Regions from separate parts of the Homo sapiens genome. Here region 1 is linked to region 2. A link is an interaction called in ENCODE POLR2A ChIA-PET data of the cell type or tissue named here. Cell type or tissue: PC-9. All regions are shown on one strand. Each heading gives the region's core, and the rest is flanking DNA. Links, peaks and the distances in the headings are about the cores only.

What was found. Peaks named below come from ENCODE experiments on the same cell type or tissue, not always from the same donor. Only the 100,000 strongest peaks of a DNase experiment are listed, where the experiment ranks them.
Region 1: POLR2A ChIA-PET joins it to region 2 with 15 read pairs; 6 of 35 experiments call an interaction of 5 or more read pairs at or near these places.

Annotation. Positions count from the first base shown.
Region 1 is chr6:16,468,791-16,475,069 of GRCh38, reverse strand. All of the region lies in intron 6 of ATXN1 (ataxin 1), which reads left to right. Among named protein-coding and RNA genes, the nearest start is that of GMPR, 230 kb to the right of the region's middle. RefSeq lists enhancers at 1-74, 95-144, 1,815-1,894. In PC-9, for the core only: no CTCF peak of the experiment used is centred there; a DNase peak (open chromatin) is centred at 2,559.
Region 2 is chr6:16,743,995-16,750,273 of GRCh38, reverse strand. The region is part of intron 2 of ATXN1 (ataxin 1); the gene reads left to right. Among named protein-coding and RNA genes, the nearest start is that of ATXN1-AS1, 14 kb to the left of the region's middle. RefSeq lists a cis regulatory region at 3,024-3,037 and an enhancer at 2,959-3,103. In PC-9, for the core only: no CTCF peak of the experiment used is centred there; no DNase peak of the experiment used is centred there.

The DNA of each region.
Region 1 (6,279 bases), core at 1,584-4,083, 280 kb after region 2:
GATTCCCAAAGGCTGTTGATATGAGTAGAACTCTGAAAAAGTAAAACATTAAAATACATTTTGATGTGGTTACCGTGTCTAGGTGGTGATAGGTAAAAACAGTCTAGTCTAATTCTTTGAAATTTAGGATAGAAGAAAGCCTGAAGATGGATATCTACATTCTTGTATCTTCTTTCAGCAAATATTTACAGAAAGAGAGAGAGAGTGTGTGTGTGTGTGTGTGTGTGTGTGTGTATGCACACACATATGCTACAGGCTAGGCACCTACAGTAGTTAAAGGAGCTTTCAGTCACTGGGGAAAGAAATGAGAAAACAGGCAATTCCTTTACACCATGACCAGCTCTCTCCTAATGGTACCCACAGGTTGCCATGGATGCAGACCAGCATGGCATCTTCTGGGATCAGGGAAGCTTTCATCCTCAGACTTGAATGAGGAGTAGATGTTAACCAGAAAACAAAGTGGATGTATCAGTTAGCATATACTGTGTAACAAGCCATCCCAACAGTTAAGGGCCAAGACCACAATCTTATGATTGTGGGTCACCTGGACTATTTTAGTCTGGGCCAGCTTGGCTGGGACTGGTTAATCCAGCATGGTCTCACTCACATAGCTACTAGAAGGCTGGTTTGCCTGAGAGATGGGTGATCTTCAGCTGGGACAGCTTGTCTCTGCTTCAGGTGGCCTCTCATCCTCCAGTAGACTAGTCTGAGCTTCTTCACTTTGCAGGCTAAGGGTTCCCAAAAGCAGCAAGAAAGGGCAAGCCCCAGTGCATGAGTGCTTTTCAAGCTCTGCTTCAAGATGCTTGCTAATTTCCCTTTAACCAAAGCAAATTACTTAATTTGTTCAGTTCAAAGGATGGGGAAACTCCAGCTCTAGTCACATGAGGACAACATGAGCAAAGCTCAAAGGTAAGAGAGAACATGGCATGTTGGAAGACAGCAAGTAGTTTGGAGTGGCTGGAGTCAGGCATATGTGAAGTCTCATGAAGAAAAAGCCAGATCATAAAGTGTCTTTTCAGTAAGTTCTGCTGAGGAGTTTAGAGTTTATCTTGAAGACAGGGGAGTGGTCATTGAAAGAGTTTAAGCAGGATGTTGACATGATCAATGAGATGTGTAGAGACATGGTTAGGTGGTAGAAGCCTAAAAACACTCGTTAGCCTAGACAATTCAGGAAGTTTCCAAAGAGATGACCCAGGGATAGCATAGGAGAAGATGGAAGGACTTGACTGAGAGGTGGCTCAAAGCTGACGTGTACTTTCAGAACAATGTGACCAGAAAAGAGGTTGGAGGCCCTTCAAGGTAGAGCAGAAAAGACAGAGGCTCAGGTCATCAGCAATATCCGTATGAATCTGGTGGGAGAACTCCACCAGTGTTCCTCACCTCGCTCCTTTGTGGGATCCTGCCAGACTCCAATGTCCTTGGGTTCTAAATAAACACCTACCAAGGGGCTGAGTCAAAGAGATTCCAGTCTCTGGAAGTGTCTTCTTGTCATTGTCATCACCCAGCCAAAGACTCTTTTCCTTCCAACATGTTTTTCCCTTTGACCTCAAAATAAACAATGTGTTCTAAAGGCTCTGGGGCACTCTCAAAATGCTTCTCTGACCTCGGATAGGACCATGCTTACCCATTAATTTCCAGATCTGACCTTTTCACTACACCTTTAAGCATAACTCTTTCAAAAGGCAAAAATAGAAATGACTGTTTCATTTCACCAAATTCAAGTCGCCAAGAGTGAGAACGTGTGGTTTTCACCGGTACGTTTGGGGACCAGTTTGTTGTCACTGAAACTGCCTGATATCGGGTCGGAGTGGCTGGGTATTTTTCAGTCCTTGGGGTTATAACTCAAATGTTGGAAGTGGTATCTTTTATAGGTAAAATTGAGGGAGGGGAGCATCAAAATGTGTGCGATGCAGATAATAATTTGCCAAGTTTTCTAATTTTTTTCATTAAAAAAGAACATACAGAAGAGTCTACAAGTAGGGCAGGCAGCCTTCATTCCTATGCTCTTTTCCTTGAGGGACACCTTCCCTAACCAAATAATTGAAAATAAATGGGAATTGTGGGAACAGAGGAAGACAAGAAGGAAAACTAAAAACCCAGGACCTAATCTTCCAGGGGCAGGCAGGCCACTTTTGTAGCTCAGATTCTGACCTTTTCTCCAATCAAAGAGTTCGAACAGACTGACTGATTGGAGTGCTCTGTCAGCATTAAACTCAATGCAGGGTTCTGCTCTGGCACCTTTAGGGGTGGTGGTTTAGACCCTCTGCGTGCCATGTCTTATCACCAGCACTGCTAACTGAATGGGATGCATTTTCAAAGACAGGAGAGGGTTTGAAAAACCCCAGGGCATGCTCGGAGCCTGCAGGCATTTGTTTGCTGCTGAGAACCATGGCAAGCATTTTTGACATTTTTATCAGAGTCTTAGTTAAACAATTATGTGGAGGACTGATAAAGAAGTGTGTGATAGGAGACTTCATAATTTAAAGTGCCCAAATTTGGTGAGCTTTATACTCATGTGAAATGGAAATGAAAACATGGCATGTTTTGGAATTCCTGATTCTGCTTATTTGCTTTAATAGCAGATCATTGCATAAACACTGACTCATTGCATTCTATACTGAAAGGAAGATATGGTTTGCTGTGTTCAATCTGGTCTGGCTTCCAGAACACAGTATAGAACAAGTGCCAGAAGAAGGGATGAGCTCAGCTTTATAGGTGACTGGAGAGATACCCAATTCCATGTTTTGTGCTGTACAAACACATGACCTTACATGAAGTTTTGCATAAAATATTGAAACAATACATTTCTCTTTATAAATATGTATGTAATCTGTTCTAGAGTGTATGGAGTAGACAGTAAAAAAAAATAGAATCTTCTTATTTTTGGAAGTGGGGTGAAGACGCAGGTGTGCATATGCTGCCACCTGCGTGTTATTTCACTGAGTTTTGTCAGGTTCTTTTCTTACTCATCTGCACTTTGTATGTTACCTTAAGCGCTGTAACCATTCTAAGCTGCCAGGGACATGGGTATGCAATCAAAGTCAACACTGTGATTAAAACCACCTCCTGTTGTTTACCTTTTTAGAAATTTTAATAATACAGTCAAGTCTGAAAGAGCAGAACTTTTCTCAAAGCTACACACTTGGTTGCCTCTTCTTGATTAATGCATGGGGGTGGTCACTGTAACCTAAGGTCTGACAGATGGTGCGGAGATTGATGAAGTTAAGGCCTGTTAGGTATTCCGAGTGTCTTATAAAGAAAAATAGGCTACCTTAATTCAAATTGTTGTTGCTCTTCCAACCTTCTCTTATGTAAACTCCCTGTATATTACAATGACAGACTCTCTCTCTTTCTGTCTCACACACACACACACACACACACGCATGCATGCACACATACGCACACTCCTGACATGCTCTACTGAAAGCTGCCCAGCTACAGAGAGGTGCGAATCTAATCCAGGGCACATGGCTGCTTTGCATTTCACTGGCTGTCTAGTGTCACTCTATGATATAGGCATAAGGTCATGACTGTGAGCTATCATTGTCACTTATCTTAATATTAAAACCCCTCTGATCCAATCTGTCTGCCTTATCTATTACATCATTCACATATCTAGATTCTTCAAACTTAACTACTCATTGCAGCAAACTCAGGAATGCCGAGCTCTAAGGCATCTCCATTTACTTCGTTCATCTCAATCTCAAATTACTAACCATAGTTCAGTTTCAGGATGACACTGAAAATTCAAAATTACTTCCTGTGATTAACTTACATTGTGATGGTTGGGAATTATTTCGCAGAAGACCTGTTCATCTTCTGATGAAGCCCTTTTCAAGTTTTGAATTGTGTGTGTGTGTGTGTGTGTGTGTGTGTGTTTTAATTGCCAGAAGTCTTTCAGATAGCAGGGAGATTATTGGAATGAGAAAGCAAAGCTTGTATGAAAACTTGTGGCAAAAGGTCATCTGTGCTGTGGGGGAAATTTCAAAGTAGGCGCAGTTTGTTTCCAGTGGTTCCTGCCTGTCCTTTCAGTGGCTGGTCACTCTCTGTTCCCTTTCCAGACGAATCTTTCCCCTCTTCCAAATGCCTCACATCAGTCTAGGTACCTTGGTTGGCCTGTGGAGAAAAACAGTCTTGTTGAGACACTCACATTAAGCTGATAGAGACCTTGGCTAGGATAATTGCATTTTTCAAAGGCTAAGGGTTGGAAGGATTTAATTTTTCTCTTAATTATTTTTTATAGAGATGAAGTCTCACTATGTTGCCCAGGCTGGACTCACACTCCCTGGCCTCAAGTGATCCTCCTGTCTTGACCTCCCAAAGTGCTGAAATTACAAGCATGGCCTGAATTTTTTTAATGGTGATTTCAGCTGATCCCAGGGGAGATCTTTTGGGTGTCATTTTTCAAACAGATTAGGAAGCAAGCAGCTGTCTACCTAATCAGTCTAAACTACCCATTCTGACTTCTGTCCAATAACTTTCCATATAAAATAGCTAACATAATAATAATCAGATAACTTTGCATGTAAGTTTCAAAGCTATGGTATAGTTCACCAACATAATTTTCCAGTTTTTTTTATTATAGTAAAGTACACATAACATAAAATTTACTGTCTTAGCCATTTTTAAGTGTATAGTTGTACATTCATATTGATGTGAAGCCATCTCCATTGTCTTGTCTTCACACCTCTTTTTTTCTGGCAAAACTGAATCTAGACCCATAAAATACTAATGCTCTACCCTCCACCCTAGCCCCCGGCAGCCACCATTCTACTTGCTGTCTATTATTTTGACTACTGTAAGTGGCTCATATAAGTGGAATCATGTAGTATTTGTCCTTTTGTGCCTGGCTCATTTCACTGAGCATAATGTCCTTCAGGTCTGTCTGTGCTATAGCATGTCAGAATTTCCTTCCTTTTTAGACTGAATAATATTCTGTTGTATGTGTAGACCACATTTAGCTTATCCTTCATCTATCAGTGGGCACTTGGGTTGCTTCCACCTTTAGTTTATTGTTAATAATGCTGCTATGGATATGAGTGTGCAAATATCTCTTTGAAACTCTTTGAAACCATTCATCAACTCTCTCTTTTTCTTTTTTTTTTTTTTGAGACAGAGTTTTGCTCTTGTTGCCCAGGCTGGAGTGCAGTGGTGTGATCTCGGCTCAAAACCTCTGCCTCCCAGGTTCAAGCAATTCTGTTGCCTCAGCCTCCCAAGTAGCTGGGATTACAGGTGCCCGCCACCACACCAGGCTAATTTTGTATTTTTAGTAGGGTCAGGGTTTTGCCATGTTGGTCAGGCTGGTCTCAAATTCCTGACCTCAGGTGATCTGCCTGCCTCGGCCTCCCAAAGCACTGGGATTACAGGCATGAGCCACCGCACCCAGTCTTCACCAACTCTCTTTCACGTCTTTATTAGATACAAGTGTTTGAAGAAGCCTTGCATCTACCCACTTTGAACCTTTTTTCATGATAGAACTGTAGGTAGACTTTCTGCCTAGTAGTGTTATTTGAAGCATCCTTTCTGCTGACCTCTTTCCTGAGGCCTGAAATGCTACTAATAGTAGTTCAGTCCTCAAGTATCAAGCAAAGCCATCAGCTAGTTTTCTATTAAAATGCAAATGATCCTGGGGCAGAGGCCACAGATAAGATATTAGCACCTTGGTGTGAATTTGTTTAATTAGATCCTATCTTAGAAGCTTTCTTTAACCCCTTGCCTAGTTCTTCACTAATTGCTCCCTGATAAGGTCTTGCATTATTACTGCAAGTATCACACTGTATTAAACTTATTTATATTTTTGCTTCTCCTGATAGAATAGAAGCTTCTTAAGGGCAAGACTCTTGTATAATTGCTGTTGGTTTTTCAGGCCCTAATAGAATGTCACAGACAACTTTCAATAAGCTACTCACTCATTCTTTCATGCATTCATTCATTCATTTCACTCATTTATTCATCAAGCATTTATTGGGTGCCCACGGTGTAAGTGCATTTTAAAACTCTGCCTTTCTAGAAGGTTTGGACAGCCAAGGGCCAGCTCTGTTGCACAGTTTTGGCAGATTTTAGAAACCTTAAAATCTAACTTCCTGTATTTTTAGGTGCAGGGACTTGGTCCAGATGAGTGGATCAACCTCTGAAATAGTTTTCTATCACAGTCCTACCTTTTTTTTTTTTCTGCTTCTATTCAGAAGAAGCATCGATCTAAGTAAGTTTGTGTTCTGTTCAAAAGTAAGGTGATGTTTCAATGTATATTCTCAAGCATCTGAAAACTTCTCTAGTTGC
Region 2 (6,279 bases), core at 1,737-4,236:
GCTGTGGGAATGGAAGTGAATAAGAGCTACCGGAAGGCAGTTATTTTCTTCCTGGTCAGGCAGGGGAAAGAAGAAACTCTCTGAAATAATGAATACGAATAGAATGGGGTTCTAACAGTGTTCTAACAGTGAAGGAATTCAGAAGAGTGACGCTGAGTAGGAGTGATCAGGAAAGACTTTGAGGAGGAGGGATCACTTGAGTTGAGCTCTGCTGACTAGATTGCATTTCTGTGGGAAGAGATGGATGGAGCATGAGGAAGGCCATGTGTGTGTCTGGGACATAACAAGCCAATGCACGGTATGTAACTGACCAGGACATTTTGACTGAAGCCTAGGTGCTGGTGGACATCTGAATTTCTGGATTCGAGCAGACAGTAGAGAGTATGGGAATAAAACTGCCGAGAGGTCAAGTCTGAAGATAAATTTGGAGGAGTCCTTGGCATAAAAGTGATCTTTGAAATTGGGTTCTTGGGCCTGGCAAAAAGTTTGACACCCAGGAGGGGGATGACTGAATTCAGGGATGACGTCAGCTGGTGTAGAATGTGTAGAGAGAAGGTAAGAGGCAGCGGAGAGTAGCTTCAACATTGATGTGGCATGGCCTTCGTCTGCCTTCTTTTCATGATCTGGGGTGAAGGAGGCTGGGTGGCTGGAGGAGTTGGGTGATGTATGCGTGGGCCATAAGGACTCTTCTGCAGCTCAGGCACCTTGGAAACTCAGTGCTGAACTACAGTTCAATGAAATCTTGTCAAAACCTCTCTTCCTTTAAGACCTTTAAAAAAATAGGAACTTGAGCTAATTTTAGCTAAATCTAATGTGTGTGTGTATAAAAATGAATGCTGCGTTTGAAATTCAGCGTATGCGGTATCTCGTTAAACAAATGATCCTTCTATTTTCCTCTAAACAGTTTTATTAAGATTTTCAGTGAAGCCCTGTACGTTTTAACAACAATTCCAGCATTTCTTTGATCTTTTCTACCGTTGATTTATTCATCTCACATGATATGCGTAAATCACAATGTGCCATCTACTTGACTCTGTAGCAATTGTTCATTTGTGGCAATTCATTTACTGTACTTTGATAAACCACATTAATTTGGGTGTGTTTTGTAACTTTAGAGGATTCCCTGGAGGCTTTCTGCAGACTCTTTAAAATGTGAGATGTGTGTGTTTTTGTGCGTGCGTGTATACTGTATATACCTAGCTACTAGACACAGCTCTTTGAACAATTTGGCTTCCCATTTATACTTTATAGAAAATAAAGAGATATAGAATTGGTGAATCTTGGGTCTGGGGAGAAAGTTAGTCTAAGACTTCCTGATGTAAAGTGAAAGAGAAGGCTGGAGATGATGTTACGATGATGTTAGTGAGCAGTCTGATTTAATGTAATGAGAGAAAATTTGAGGATTAAGTTGTGGTTTTTTTTTTTGGTGCTGAGTTAGTTAGGATGGGCTCTCTGTGTAGCCCAAAAGGGCTCAGAATAAAAGCAGTGACTTATTTAACTTTCATCAAAGACAAGAAGGTTAAGACAGGAACAAGAGGGATGGAGCAAACAACTCCAGGGGCAGATCGTTCTTGTCTGCAATTATTTAATGAGCATCTAATGTATGAGACGCATTATGCCAACAAGGCCCTCTAGGGAATATGGAGATGATCAATAGTTCACATTTACTATTCTGCATATTAACTTATTGAATCCTCATTACAGTCCTTTGAGGTAGGCATCATTATTTTCTCCATTGCACAGGCGAGGAAACTGTGGCACAGAGAGGGTGAATAATTTCCCCAAGGTTTCCCAGCTGTTAAGTGATAGAATCGTGCTTGGATCCCAGTCTACACTCTCAGCCCTGTTCCTTAAGCCCTGTCCTTAAGAAGCTTACAGTCGAGTGCATAAGGCAAGGCATGGCTTGGAGTAATATTTAAAGAGCCATGACACAGGTAACACAGTCTAGGAAGTCAGGATCAAGGAAGGGTCCTTCCTTGGAGCCTTCTCTTTTGATGCCTGCCTGTCTGTTCAGTCACATATGAGCTTTCTGACACAGGCTGTCCCATGCAGGCTTTGTGGTGTTTTCTCCCTTTCTTTCACTCTTACTCATATCTCCTTGAGATTCCTATGCACTTTCAATAATTATTAATTGAAGAAAATGATGACAGTGGCAATTTGCTTATCCGTTTCAGGGGATTGGCTTAAGTTGGATCCAAATGTTATTCAGCATCAAGAGTCTCAGCGAGATGATGAACTTTTGACTCTTAAAAGAACTTCACTGGGTCATTGCTCAGCTTGCAAGATTTGGCAGATATGAACTATTTGTCTCTCCAGTGTGATAGGTGGTGGTGTGGCGCTGAACGCAAGCTCTAAGAATAAAACGTGCAGCAAAAGGAGGTCACGCTTTAGTCAGGGTGGCCATAAGGAAGCTTAGAACTCACATCCCCTCTGCCCCTGCCTCGCCCAGTCTCATTTTCTCTCCTTCACTAGAACAGTGAATGAATCTGAGCTCATTCATGTCAAGATGATAGAGAAGAAAGATCACTTTCTCTTAGCTGGCTTAGGGAAGGCCAGATTGTCTTTCTTACACTGAGTGAAAAATTACTGAGGACTTTTGTTTTTTTTTTTTTTGGTCTTCAAGGCAACATCTCTTGCTTTTACAGACCCACGGAAATCGAGAAGAGGATGCAAGATTTACTATTCGTGCCCTAGCCTGGCAGCTTCAGCCTACATCACAGCTGTAATCATATGTGATGCATTTTTATTTACAGATTAGTAGGCTCTGACTCTGACATATGACTAACCGGGAAGCTCCTCCCTGTAACAGTTGTATGTCGTCTGCTTCAGAGAACTAATTGCTTGGCAATTCCCCTTTGGTAATTCCCTCTTTATTTTCTGATGAGTTACTTAACAGCGATGGGCTTGTTGAGCAGAGCGTGGAGTTTAATGTGTGCTCCAGAAACTCCACTGTAGGCCTGGGGGATATGTTTTTCGAGTTCTGTTTAGCTTTACTGAAGGAACAGTGAAACCATTATATGGCCTGTTAATATTTCACTCAATACCAGATTAAACACCGAGCAGCGTGCAGTTTTCCAAAAGAAATCAAAACCAGGCTTCTTTTTAAAATGTGCCCCTGTGCATTAGAAAATTATTAAAAAGGAATTTAATATGTATAGAATGTTTAATGATCTTTTGAAAATATGGTTTCAAATGGAGTAGTCTTCCAGGACCCTACAGAGTGAGTATGGTGTGCTGTTGGACTGGTAGTTTGGAGGCTCAGTTTCTGTTGCCTGCCCTGCAACAGGATGACTTGTGCTACTCACTGTACCTTGCTGGGTCTCAGTTTTCCTGTCTCCAAAACACAAGGAGGTTGAAAGAAATGATCTCTCGGGACTCTTCTATCTCTGACATTGTACAGTTCCATGAATAGATTTTATTGTAATTCTTGCTCCCGGCTCCCCCAAGACCTTTGCTTCTGTCAAACATCATTTGCTGTTGTTTGACTTTGTTAGATTTTGTATTTAATTAGAATTTATATTTTAGCTATTATTATGTCATTATTTATAGAGTAAGTCATAAGCGGTGCCTAAATTCATTTATCACCCCATCTATATTAGTTTCATACCTGAATACTTCCTCCGCTCCTTTTTACTGTTCTTGCTACCATGTCCCAAACAACATCCATTTCTGGAGGTGGAATGCAGTATAACTGGAAAGAATCTTTCAGCTGATTGTGGGATTATTTTTTGCAAGAGGAGTGCAGAAGCTCTGCTTTTCTAAGCAGTAATATCAAGGGCCATATTCTGCTTTTAATTTGCAAGTAGAAATCGTTTTGATGTCATTTGGTTTTACCTGCAGGTGCAGGTTTTAGTCTCTAGGTAATTCCTTTTCTCTTCTGCGTCAACTTTCCCAATTAGTGTGTGCAGCATTGCCTTGTCTTTTTGGTTAATTCATAAGCAGTTCATACAGATGCCTCTTGATTCATTGCAATTATTAATAGTTTCTTTAGGCAGCTAGTGCAAATAGAAAAGGTGACATTTGAGAGGGTTTGTTGTTTTAATTTATTTGTTTCATAGACAGAGAGGGAGGGTGAAAATGAAGGCTTTAAAGTCAGGGAGATTGAGGCTTGAATCCTTCTGGCTCTGGCTCCTGGCTTTGTGGTCCAGGTCACATTCCTTAAATCTGTGATCCTCAATTTCCTCATCTGTTGAATGGGGATGATAATATCACCTAACTCACAGAATCACTGGAAAGATTAAATGTGCACTCACTCTCTAGATGTTGCTTATGGTAGTATCTCAATAACTAATAAAAACAGACACACACACACACACACACACACACACACACACACACACGGAAGGCATAGCATTTAAGAGCTGAATAAAAAAAGCAAGAACAAAGGAAAGTGCTGCATTTGAGGTATAGTCAGGGTAGGAGGAGCTTCTCAGAGCAGCCAGTTTTAGTAGGCAGAGTTTGAATCTCAAAAGGACCTTTGAAATTTGGGAAGGACTAAGCACCCTCCACTAACCTGTCAGTGACGTTTTCTGCAGGTAGCTCTTGGGAAGGACTAAGCACCCTCCACTAACCTGGCAGTGACGTTTTCCGCAGGTAGCTCTGCTCTACAGAAAAGAGTGTTTACTACACATGACTGATAAAAATACCATGTTTTTAAACATGTATTGCCCAAACCTTACAATAATAAAGGAAAGCCAATAAAAGCAAAAGTTCCCTTTGATTCCACCATTCCAGTCCATAAATCAAGTTCATTTTTATGTGTTGTTTTTTAGTTCTTGATGATGTAACTTATATCTTTTTTTCAGTTTTGTGTTTCCCATTTAGCATAAACATTCTTAGTAACTTCAGCTATACAGTTCTCATTTGCAAGGATCACATAACATTCTATCAGGTTGTTTTATCTTAATTTTTAAGTTTCCTATCATTTTTGGACATTCGAGTTGTTTCTAATTGTTTACTGTTGTAAAGCCGCAGCGAATGTCTTTGCACACAAGTATTTACCGAGGACACACTCACATCAGAAGGCTCAATACTAAGTTAGAGGGAGCTTGCTCTGAATTGCTTTCTAAAAGGCTGTACCAATTTACATTGTTACTAATGATATAAGAATGTCTCTAGCTTCAATCTTAATAATTGTGGGACTTACTATTTTTTGGCTAATTTAATAGGCTCTTTGGTTTTAAAGTTTTCATTCCTTTGATCCCTCTCAGAGATGGAACATTTCCATCTGTGTTTATTTACTAATTGTTCTTTTTACAATTAGCAAATGGAAGTCTTGATGTTTTCTAATCTATGTATATGAGCTCTTTATATGTTCTAGATATTAATCCATTTAAAAAGTCCTATTTGCTACAGCTACTTCCCTAGTCCAGTGTCCTTTCATTTCAGTGATGATGCTTTTTGTTGTACAACGGTTCAAGTTTTTATATGATCAGCCTCTCTTTTCTTCTACTTGTACCCAGGGCCAACCTGGCAGGAATAAATGAGATTACCGCAGCTCAAATTCTGCACCAGGCTGGCGAGTGGTCCACTGGATGGCTTTGCTGGGAATAGCTCTTTCTTTCTTCTGCTCACTTTTCCCCTTGGGAACTGTTTCCTGTTGAAGTCCCAGTCTTTCTATTTCCAAGGGCCCCTTTCCCCTTCTCCCACCTGCCCCTCACTCCTTGATTCTCACCCACCCTGTGCCGGTTTCCTGGCTGTGGCATCCTCTCTGCCCAGTTCTCAACCCTCCGTTGCTGACCTGTGTGTTTCTCAGGGAGCCCTGTCCTGGGAGCAGTGGGTAGAAACATGTCTGGCAGCCTCCCTGACTAGGGCCTAGAGAGATCAGTCAGGAATCTCAGGCCTGGCCAAAGTCTAACCATTATCCAAGTCTCTGGGGTCGGGGTCTTTACAACTTCTGTCTTACATTTCTGCTACGTAGCAGGCTGCCCTGCTAAGGAATGGGCTCCTTGGCGCTGGTTTTCATCCATGTAGGAACCAGAGAGGCACGATGCTACCCTGATTCCTTTCCTGTTGTAGCTCTTCTCCGGGGATAGCTCTTCCAGTGGAAGGTTGGGAACAACTTCCTAGGGATTGAATTTTTTGAGGAAGGCTGGTCTCAAAGTGTGAGTTTTAGCTGAGTGGCTCTGCTGAGCTGGGGTGGTTTGGCATATGATATACCTCCTAAATGGCCTGTCTAGATGTATTGTTGTTCTGGTCCAACATGTTTTTCCTCTTTGAAGCCAAAATGAACATTTGTTAGTATTTGAAATCTGCTGACATCTCTGTTTTTCTTAACTC